Regions from separate parts of the Homo sapiens genome. Here region 2 is linked to region 1. A link is an interaction called in ENCODE POLR2A ChIA-PET data of the cell type or tissue named here. Cell type or tissue: OCI-LY7. All regions are shown on one strand. Each heading gives the region's core, and the rest is flanking DNA. Links, peaks and the distances in the headings are about the cores only.

Evidence for each region. ChIA-PET counts read pairs that join two places held together with the same protein. Peaks named below come from ENCODE experiments on the same cell type or tissue, not always from the same donor. Only the 100,000 strongest peaks of a DNase experiment are listed, where the experiment ranks them.
Region 2: POLR2A ChIA-PET joins it to region 1 with 16 read pairs; 2 of 35 experiments call an interaction of 5 or more read pairs at or near these places.

Annotation. Positions count from the first base shown.
Region 1 is chr6:11,371,805-11,377,600 of GRCh38, forward strand. It overlaps a transcript of NEDD9 not described here. Among named protein-coding and RNA genes, the nearest start is that of NEDD9, 140 kb to the left of the region's middle. In OCI-LY7, for the core only: no CTCF peak of the experiment used is centred there; a DNase peak (open chromatin) is centred at 2,647; H3K27ac peaks cover 982 bases.
Region 2 is chr6:11,176,718-11,182,110 of GRCh38, forward strand. No RefSeq gene overlaps it. Among named protein-coding and RNA genes, the nearest start is that of NEDD9, 53 kb to the right of the region's middle. In OCI-LY7, for the core only: no CTCF peak of the experiment used is centred there; no DNase peak of the experiment used is centred there.

The sequences.
Region 1 (5,796 bases), core at 352-5,351:
CAAATATTCTAATTAAAGGCTGTTTTTTTTCTTTTTAAAAAAATTCAGTGGATACATAGTAGGTGTATATATTTATGGGTTATATGAGATGTTTTGATACAGGCATGCAATGTGTAATAATCACATCAGGGTACATGGGGTCTCCATCACCTCAAGCATTTATCCTCTGTGTTACAAACAATCCAATTACAATATTTTAGTTATTTTTTAATGTACAATTAAATTATTTTCGACTACGGTCATCCTGTTGTGCTAGCAAATACTAGGTCTTACTCATTCTTTCTATGACTTGTACTCATTATCTATCTCCCCTACCTGCCCCCCATAATCCCCCCCACCCACAACGCTACCCTTCCCAGCCCCTGGTAACCATCCCTCTATTGTCTGTCTTTATGAGTTCAATTATTTTAATTTTTAGCTCCCACAAGTAAGTGAGAACATGTGAAATTTGTCTTTCTGTGCCTGGTTTATTTCACTTAACATAATGACCACTAGTTCCATCCATGTTGCTGCAAATGACTGGATCTCATTCTTTTTTATGGGTGAATAGTACTCCATTGTGTATATGTACCACATTTCCTTTATCCATTTATTTGTTGATGGACACTTAGGTTTCTTCCAAATCTTGGCACTTGTGAAGAGTGCTGCAATAAACACAGGACTGCAGATATGTCTTTAATATATTGATTTCCTTTCTTTTGGGTATATGTGAGTGGGATTGCTGGATCATATGACAGCTCTATTTTTAGTTTTTTGAGGAACCTCCAAACTGTTCTCCACAGTGGTTATACTAATTTACATTCCCACTAACAGTATATGAGGGTTCCCTTTTCTTCACATCCTCAGTAGAATTTGTTATTGCCTGACTTTTGCATATAAGCCATTTTAACTGTGGTGAAATGATATCTCATTGTAGTTTTGATTTGCATTTCTCTGAGGATCAGTGATGTTGAGCACCTATTCATATACCTGCTTGCCATTTGTATTTTTCCTTTTGAGAAATAAGCCTGATATTCTTTCAGGGCATAAATTAAGAATGCAACCCTCCTCTGCCCATGGCCACATATATCATGTAAGAGCAATCTGGCATAGATACTCCAATTCATTTTTTTTAAATGGATTCTCAGTTCTAAACAACATAAACCAATGTCTTTATTTTTAATGCTTGTCTTTGCTTCAGTCAAAAAAACTCCAAAACACAATGAAGGAAGAGGCCAATTGAGTAAACCAGTTACTTAAAGCTAACAAAGAAACAGACATCATCAAGCAGTTCTGTCTTCCCAAATCAATTCTTTTGAAATCAAACACCTTCGTTAAGTGGTTCCTTGAACTGTTTTGCCATAAAAATTAAAAAAAAAAAACTCATGAAGAAAATGAAATAATCATGTACAAAATACCTTTGTCACTTTATTTTTAATACAATTGTATGCAATTTGTTAATTTTCATCATCCTTTATAACTGAATTATATGTGCTTTTGAAAGCTACATAATGAATAACATGTTGTATATAATTGTTAAAATGTGTCTATGGTCATCATATAATTTAGACCTGAGGTCCTCAGTAGAAGACAAAGTCCAGGAAGTCAGAACCTCTGTTCCTCTTTTCACTATACCCCAATACCATATGTATATGGGAGAATGGATTTGATTGACTTGAGTTGTATCTGCAGTGCTTCTTGAAGGCATGAAAACTACTGCGAGTGTTTTAATTACTCAAACCTCCACCCTTCCATATGTAAGCTTCTTGAAAATAGGGATTTTGTCTGGCTGGCTTTCCTGCTGAATCCCCAGCACCTAATATGGTGCCTGGCCCATACAGAGTCCTTAACAGATGTTCAATAAATATTAATATCTACTAAATTATTTTCTGAAATGGATACAGTATCTGAGATGGTTAATTTTACGTGTTAACTTGGCTAAGCCAAGGTACCTAGATATTGATCAAACATTCTTCTGGATGTCACTGCAAAGCTATCTTCTTTAAAAGATTAACATTTAAATGAGTAGGCTTTGAGCAAAACAAATGACCTTCCATAATGTAGGTGGGCCTCCAATCAGTTGAAGGCCTTAATAGAAAAAAGAGCGACATCCACAGAGCAAGAAGGAATTCAGCTAGCAGAGTGCCTTCGGACTCAAGTAGCAATGTCAGTTCTTCCCTGATCTCCAGCTTGCCAGCCTGCCTTGCTGATTTTGGACTTGCCAGTCTCCATAATTGTGTGAACCAACTTCATAAAATAAATCTCTCTCTCTCTCTCTCTCTCTATATATATATGTATATATATACACACACACATTCCATTGGTTCTGTTTGTCTGGAGAACCCTAATACACCCACCTTACTCCTTTGCTCACTCAATGAATCAATCAATATATGTCATTTGCCAGGGATCACTCTCACCCATCAAGACCTCACAACTACTAAAGCCAAACCAGTGATACAACCCCTGAAGTACACTCTTGACTTTAACTTCTCCACTCCGGTGGAGTGACAAAGAGCATTACTTCCTTAATGTTTCGACGATTATATGATGCAAAGCACCTGCATGAGGAACAGGTGCTGAGAGGACACTGTACTTGCTAAAGCCATGTCCTGATAGTGTGACAGAAGGCACCAGCATACTACTGTGCTTTGAGGAGAAAATGCTTCCCATGGTGAGGCTGAGCTGCTGATAGTCTCACTTCCTCTAAATATTTCCACTCTTTACAAGTGAAGCTGTGGGTGGGGAATTTCAGAGTCATGGAAACTAGTCAAAGGTTACTAAAGGTTCATGGACACTACTATTTGATAACTGTGTGGTAGCTGCATAGTCGCATATGCTATAGAAAAAGGTGAATATAAAAAATACATCAATAGGAAGCTTATAGATGAGCACTATATGAAATTTGGTTCTCTTCAGGATCAAGCAAAGTGATGGACCTTCATGGAACCCAATCTGCTGGTCTGGGGAACAATACTTTTGTAAATTAAGTATTCATATAGAACTTTTCCCCAAGGGCTTATCTGGAGGGGAAGTGACAGTGAGAGTGAAAGCCTTAATTTGCCCACAATCAGCATGGGCTAGCCCAGTCACAAATTGTCTGTCCAGGAAGATTCTTTTTTTTCTTTTTGTTTTTATTTTTTAATCTTGGGGAGTCACTTTAGCCCTTTCTTCCTCTCCCATTTAAGACCCCTTCCCTCCTTTGATGTCCCCTAGCTAAAACCTGCTTCTAACTTGAGGCAAAATTTTCACTTCTCTGCTCAAGTAGTTTGTGCATGAAACAGGGATAAATTTGGTGGCAATTGTGCCTTCTTGAAATCCTAACTCTGAACCATCATTTTTGTCAATGACTTAGCACTGCCAACTGATAGAAATGATAGACTGTCATACATTCATGCAATAGGATACTATACAGCTGTGAAAATGAATTATCAACATCTCTTGGCATCAACATGGATAACACTCAGAAATATCATGTTGACCCTAGAGCAAGTCTTGGAAGAATGCTTATGTATGATTATATTTACTTACAGTTCCCAAACAGGCAGAAATTGACTATATGCAAATTGTATATATACCTATGCATATATGTCTATGCATACACTTAGACCTAGGAGGCCAATCAAAAAGTAAAGTAAGGGAATGACTAACAAAATTTTAAGACAATAGTTCCTTTTGTGGTAGGTGATATAATTTGGATGTTTGTCTCCTCCAAATCTCACGCTGAAATGTGATCCACAGTGTTAGAGGTGGGGCCTAGTAGGAGGTATTGGATTATGGGGGCAGATCCCTCATGAGTGGCTTAGTGCTGTCCCTTTGATGGTGAGTGAGTTTTCACTCAGTTAACGCACCCAAGATCTGGTTGTTTAAAGGACTCTGGGACCTCTCCCTTCTGTCCTTTTCTCTCTCTCTTGCCATGTCATATGCTGGCTCCTCCTTCCGCCATGATTGTAACCTTCCTGAGGCCTCACCCGAAGCAGATGCCAGCACCATGCTTTCTGTATACCCTGCAGAACCATAAGTCAATCAACCCTTTTTTCTTTTTTCTTTCTTTTTTTTGAGACGGAGTCTCACTCTATCACTCAGGCTGGAGTGCAGTGGCGTGATCTCGGCTCACTGCAAGCTCCGCCTCCCGGGTTCATGCCATTCTCCTGCCTTAGCCTCCTGAGTAGCTGGGACTACAGGCGCCCGTCACCACACCCAGCTAATTTTTTGTATTTTTAGTAGAGACGGGCTTTCACTGTGTTAGCCAGGGTGGTCTCGATCTCCTGACCTCGTGATCCGCCCGTCTCGGCCTCCCAAAGTGCTGGGATTACTGGCGTGAGCCACCGTGCCCGGTCCCCACTTTTTTTCTTTATAAATTACCCAGCCTTGGGTATTTCTTTATAGTGATGCAAAACGGACTAACACAGAAAATTGAAAATTGGTACTGAGAAGTGGAGCATTGCTATAAAGATAACTGAAAATGTGGAAGTGACTTTGGAACGGGGTAAGGGAGAGGCTGGAAGAGTTTAAAGGACTCAGAAAAAGACAGGAAGATGAGGGAAAGTTTGGAACTTCTTAGAGACTGGTTAAATGGTTGTGACCAAAATACTGATACAGATATGGACAGTGAAGTTCTGGCTGATGAGGTCTCAGATGGAAATGAGAAAGTTTTTGGGAAATGGAATGGGGTCATTCTTATTATGCCCTAACAAAGAACTTGGTTGCACTGTATGCTCTAGGGATCTGTGGAAGTTTGAACTTAAGAGTGATGACCCAGGCTACCTAGTAGAGGAAATTTCTAAGCAGCAAAGCATTCAAGAGGTGACTTGGCTACTTCCAGCAACCTAAATCAGATATGGGAGCAAAGAAGTGACTTAACATTGAAATTTATATTTAAAAGGGAAACAGAGTGTAAAAGTTTGTAAAATTTGCAGCCTGGCTCTGTGGTAGAGAAAGAATCCAAGCAGGTTGTGAAACATTCACTTGCTAGAGAGATGAGCATAACTAAAAGGAAGCCAATATCCAAGACAAGGCAAAAACCCTCCAAAGGCATTTCAAAAATCTTGAGGACAGCCCCTCCCATCAAAGGCCCAGAGGCTTAGGAGAAAAGAATGGTTTCAGGGGCCAGGCCCAGGGCCCTACTGCCCTGCTGAGCTTCAGACTCTGGCTTCAGCCTCAGCTCAAAGGGGCCCAGGTACAGCTCTGGCCACAGTTCTGGAGGACACAAGCCATAAGCCTTGGTGATTGCCACATGGGGTTAAGTCTGCAGATGCTCAGAACGCAAGTGTGAAGAAGGCTTGGTGGCTTCCACCTAGATTCCAGAGGATGTATGGGAAAGCCTGGGTGCTCAGGCAGAAGCCTACTGCAGAGGCAGAGGCCCCACAGAAAAACTCTACTAGGAAAATGCCAGGGGAAATGTGGGGTTGGAGCTCCTACACAGAGTCCCCACCAGGGCACTACCTAGTGGAGCTGCGGAAAGGGGGCTGCCACCCTCTAGAACCCAGAATAGCAGATTCACTGGCAGCTTGCACCCTTTAACTGGAAAAGCAACAAGCACTCAACTTAAACCCATGAGAGCAGCCATGTGGGCTGCATCCTGCAAAGCCACAGGGCCAGAGCTGCTCAAGGCCTTAGGAGTCCACTGTTATAACAGTGTGCCCTAAATGTAGGACTTGGAGTCAAAGGAGATTGTATTTTGGACCTTTAAGATTTAATGACTACCCTGCTAGGTTTCAGATTTGTGTGGGGCCCCTATACCCTTTCTTTTGGCCAATTTCTCCCTTTTGGAATGGTAATGTTTGCCCAATATCTGTACCATCATTGTACCTTGGA
Region 2 (5,393 bases), core at 394-5,393, 200 kb before region 1:
TTTAGTAGAGATGGGGTTTCACCATGTTGGCCAGTCTGGTCGTGAACTCCTGACCTCAGGTGATCTGCCCACCTTGGCCTCCCAAAGTGTTGGGATTACAGGCGTGAGCCACCGCACCCGGCCGGATCTCATTTTCTTTATCTCATGGGCTGTCCAGAAAACTCAAGGCCAAAGTTCACAGGCCTTTGCAACATGCATTTTGTGTATGAACTATGTTAACAGCTACGTCTTATTTTTTTTACCTTTATTTTCTTTTTATTCAGTTGTCTTCTTCTAAAACGAAAATATTGTATGCACCTTAGTCTTTGTGGGGAGAAAGAGACTAGTTATATGAATTAATAAATAATGTGAGTATTTTACTATTAGGAAAATTAATTGCAAAGAGGACCATATTCAAAATCACATACAAATGTCATAATATTTAAAATTGCACGCGAATATCTTTTGTCCATGCCTCTTACCTGATTTGGGGTAAAGCTACCAGCTAAACCCTGCTCAGGTCATGACTGTAATGCAATTACCCAGAGAATATCCTTTGTACACTTTTCTACCTGCAGCTCCCAGAGTGCTTGTGTGGTATAGGGAAAGGGCTACTTCCATTTTCCAGCCTTGAAACTTGGGCCAAGTTGTTTAATTCCCTTCTAGCTTCAGCCTCCTCCTCTGTAAAGTGAAAATAAGAACTATCTATAAGAGGTTTGCTATGAGGGCAAAGATAATGTGCTTGATGTAGTGTCTGCTAACTCAAACTAGACACCAATAAATGGTGGCGATTGATGTCATTTATACACTAGCACATCTATTGATCTTATGCCTTAACATAGCCAGGGTTTAACCACTTAAATCATATTTTTTCAAAGTATGTATTTGTCCTTATCATTCTTGCCACCTTCAAAAGCCTTTCCATGCATCAAGCACCTCTTCTTAGATTAAATTTCTAGATGGGCCAGACAATGTGTCTCTGACTCTATTTATCTTCCCATTTGTATGTATTTTATTTTTCTTTCACTTTTTTGGTTCTCTTCTGAGAGATATTTTTATTTTAAAATTCTTCATATAAAATTGGGCTTTCCAAAGCATTTCTACAAAAAAATCCTGGTCCCAAGGAGTTGATGATTTGGGAAAGCTCATCCAAATTAATTATTGGTTTGTTTCCTCCATGTTTATTCTAAGACAAATATTCAGATAATCAGAAATGAATGGGGGAAATAATAAAGTATCTTCACATACTTATTTAGAAGCTTTGTACAGATTCAGGGTGAGTATGGGTGCTAAAGATCAGAACAGGTGCTGCCCCGTAGCCTATTGGTTCTAAAAGACTGTTAAAGACAGAGGACTTGACCTTGATGAATGTAGTCGAGAACAATAATGATTCTGTGAGCTGAGTCACATTGGCGGGCCTCACCCTTTTGTTGGGGGAGGAAAACGAAAACTATCTGAATATCCTAGACCAGGTTTTTATAAATGTTAAGAGAGAAAACAGCTTTTAGGGTCAAAATAATTTTGTGAAGTAGTAGACAAGGCAAGTTTTTATATTGTAAGACTTCTTGGAGCCCTTTTTTTTTCTTTTTCTTTTTTTTTTTTTTGAGACAGAGTCTCACTCTGTTGCCCAGGCTGGAATGCAGTGGCGTGATCTCAGCTCACTGCAACTTCCGCCTCCCGGGTTCAAGTGATTCTCCTGTCTCAGTCTTCCGAGTAGCCGGAATTACAGGCGCCCGCCACCAAGCCTGGCTAATTTTTGTATTTTTAGTAGATATGAGGTTTTGCCATGTTGGCCAGGCTGGTCTTGAACTCCTGACCTCAGGTGATCCACCCACCTCAGCCTCCCAAAGTGCTGGGATTACAGGCGTGAGCCACCAAACCCGGCCTAGAGCCTTTTACATGCTCACGAGTATTAAGTCTCTCCAAGAGACTGATATACGATGTTGTATTTTTCAAAATGACAATGCAGCCCTGTTTTCAAGTAATATGTACTGACTGTTTGTTTCTGACTATATCTTGAGAACCTAGATGACCTAAGAACATAGCATTTTGCTTTAGCATATACTGTGTATCTCTTGCAGTCTGTTACTTGTTTCACTGACTCTTTTCTAATCACCCTGTGTCAGGGTCTTTCTTGCTTCTTCTCTCTGTCTCTCTCCTCTGCTCTTTCCTCTCCTCTGCTCTCCATCCCCTCCCTTTTATCCTTTCATAGTCTTCACTATCTGTATCATCTTTGTCTCATCCAGGCTCCCCATCCTGCTTTCTCTCCTTTCTCTTCTTTGAAAGGATATGATGCCATCTAATGCCCAGTTTCATTAGGCCAACGAATATTTGGTATGTCTATTCTGAATGAATTCTCTGAAGGTACAAAATGCAAAGCCAAAGTCGCTGCAGTGTGATTCTAGAGAGCCCCTCATCACCTAAACTCTCCACTGCATCTCTGCAGCACGCCGTCCTGGCCACCAGCCTTTGCCAGGCTTTCCTGTGCCGTCCAGTTAGCCTTTCTGGTATAGTCTGAATGTATCTCCCAAAAAGCGTGTGTTGGAAACGTAATCCCCCTTGCAACAGCATTTGGAGGTGGGGCCTAATGGGAAGTATGGAGAGCTCCACCCTCATGCATGGTTAATGGGGATTATAAAATTTTGGGCTTGAGGCTGCCGGTTCAATCCCTTGCTCTCTCATGCTCTCTTGCCTTTCTACCTTCCATCATGGGATGATGCAGCAAGAAGGCCCTCACTGGATGTGAGCCCTCAACCTTGAACTTCTCAGGTTCCAGAACTGTGAGAAATACATTTCTGTTCTTTATACATTACCCAGTGTTTGGTATTCTGTGATAGCAGCACAGTACAGACAAAGACACCTTTCTTTATGATCAACCTCTTCAACCCCACCCTTGGCAAAAAGCTCTTTCTCACCAGCTAGATCACTTTGATTTTTCTCATTCTCTCTACTTTAAAGTCTTTGCCTGTAAATTACTTAAACATTTGTCTATAATCTGCCTTCAATTGTTTAAAGGACATGTTTACTTTTTATTTCAAACAAAGGGAGGCAGAATCCACGTCTCCCTTCTTCTCCTGTCCCTTTGGTCCACAGCACGTTGCTGAGCACACAGAGACACTGGCTGTGAGGTGGGGCCAGCTCCTCTGGCGGAGACAGCTGGGGTTCTATTGATACGCAGGGCAGATTTGCCTGCTCTGGCCGGCCAGGCAGGAAATGTTCAATGAATAAGTGAATCCTTGTTGTTTTTTATGTTCTTTGGTGAATGACAATATTTCTTTTGTCATAATCCCTCAAAAATATAAAGAATGTAGATGTGGTTTATGGGGAAGCATCTAAAACCCAGACAGGCTTTTACCAACTCAGGGTTAGGAAGCCACATTTGTCTTCCTGGTGGGACATGAACGAGCTCAGTATCATTGACTCTAAAGCAGTAGCCTGCTATGGATTTAGAAGCTTGGCTTTCCGGTTTGTTCTCTTTCTATGGAACCGCCAATGTTTCTGTGAACTGCTGATAATATTGACTTGAAAAATTGGAGCATTAGAGTTAGTTGGGAAATGCTTTGCCTCTTTTTAAAATCAACTTTATTCAGGTAAGGCTTATATACAATAAAATGCACCTATTTTTAGTGTATTTTATAATAAGTTTTGACAAATTTATCCATGCACACAATTACTGCAACAATCAAGATATAGATACCGTGCTGTCCAGTAGAATAGCCACTAAACACATGTGGCTATTTCAAGTCTAATGAGCTAAAATTAAAATGAAAAACGTCCTCAGTTGTACTAGGTATGTTTCAAATCCTCAGTAGCCATATGTGACTGTTATTCAGCATATTAGACAGTGCAAATGGAAGACATTTTTACCATTGCAGAAAGTTCTGCAGTGTTGGACAGTGATGATATAAAACATATCCATCCTACCAAAAGGCTCCTTCGTGCTCTTTCCCAAATAATCGCCAACCCCTACCCCTGGCCTTAGGAAATCACAGGTCTAATTTTTGTCACTACAGATTAGATTCCTGCCTTCTGGAGCTTCATACAGAATTCCTCTTTATTTGCCTGGCTTTCATTCAGCATGTTTCTGAGGTTGATCTGCTCATGTTGTTACATGTCTAATTTGTTCACTCCTTTTCATTGCTCAATAGTATTCCATTGTATATATAGACCACAATTTACTTATCTACTCACCTGTTGATGACATTTGGGTTGTTTCTATTTGGCACAATTATGAATAAAGAAATTAGCTTTTCATATGGATATATGTTTTCATTTTTTGGGGGGTAAATATCTATGATTGGGATTGCTGGGTTATGTTGAAAGCATATGTTTAACTTTATTAGAGGTTACCAAACCATTTTCTAAAACGATTGTACCATTTTACACTCCTATCAGCAACGGAAGAGAGTTCCATTCTTACCAATTATTACTGGTTTTATTTTGTTTTGTTTGCTTGTTCTATTAATTACTGAGAGACAAGTATTGAAATCTCTACCTATCATTATAGATTTTCTATTTGTCCTTTCAGTTATATCAGTTTCTGCTTCATGTATTTTGAGACTTCGTGATTGGTACATACACATTTAGGAATGTTTTGTCTTTTTTATGAATTAATCCCTTTATCATGAAATGCCTCTCTTTGCCCTTGTTCTGAATTCTACTCTGTCTGTTAATAATATAGCTGCTCCGGCTTTTTAAGAAAAAAATAGAATGCACATGGTACATCTCTTTCTATCCCCTTGTTTTTAATTTATCTGTGTATTTTTATTTCAAGCGAGCATCTTTTAAATAGCATATAGTTGGTCTTGCATTTTAAAATCCAGGCTGAGAATCTCTAACTTTTAATGGGAGTGCCTAGACCATTTACTTTGAAAAAATTAACAAAGAATAAACTGTACATATTTAAAGTGTACAATCTGAAGAGGTTTGGCATGCATACATCTGTGAAACCATCACCACAATCAAGACAATGGACACTGCTTTCATTCCCAAGTTTCCATGGACTTCTTTGGAATCCATTCCTTCCACCATTTCTCTCTAGGCAACCACTTATGTGCTTTCTGTCCCTATAGGTTAGTTTGAATTTTCTAAAATTTTGTATAAATGGAAACATAGCATATGTATTCTTTTTGTCTTGCTTCTTTTTTGCGTCATAATGATTTTGAAGTTCATTCATGTTGGCTATTTGTTGCAATATTTTTCCTTTTGATTTCTGTGTAGTATTCCATTGTGTGGATATACCGCAGTGATTTTATTCATTCATATAGATGAACAAACATCTGGGTTCTTTCTAGCTTTTGCTATTACAAATAGAGCTGCTATAAATATTTTTATGTAAGTCTTTGTATGGACATATGCTTTTATTTCTTCTGGGTAAATACCTAGAAGAGAAATTGCTAGGTCATAGGGTAGAC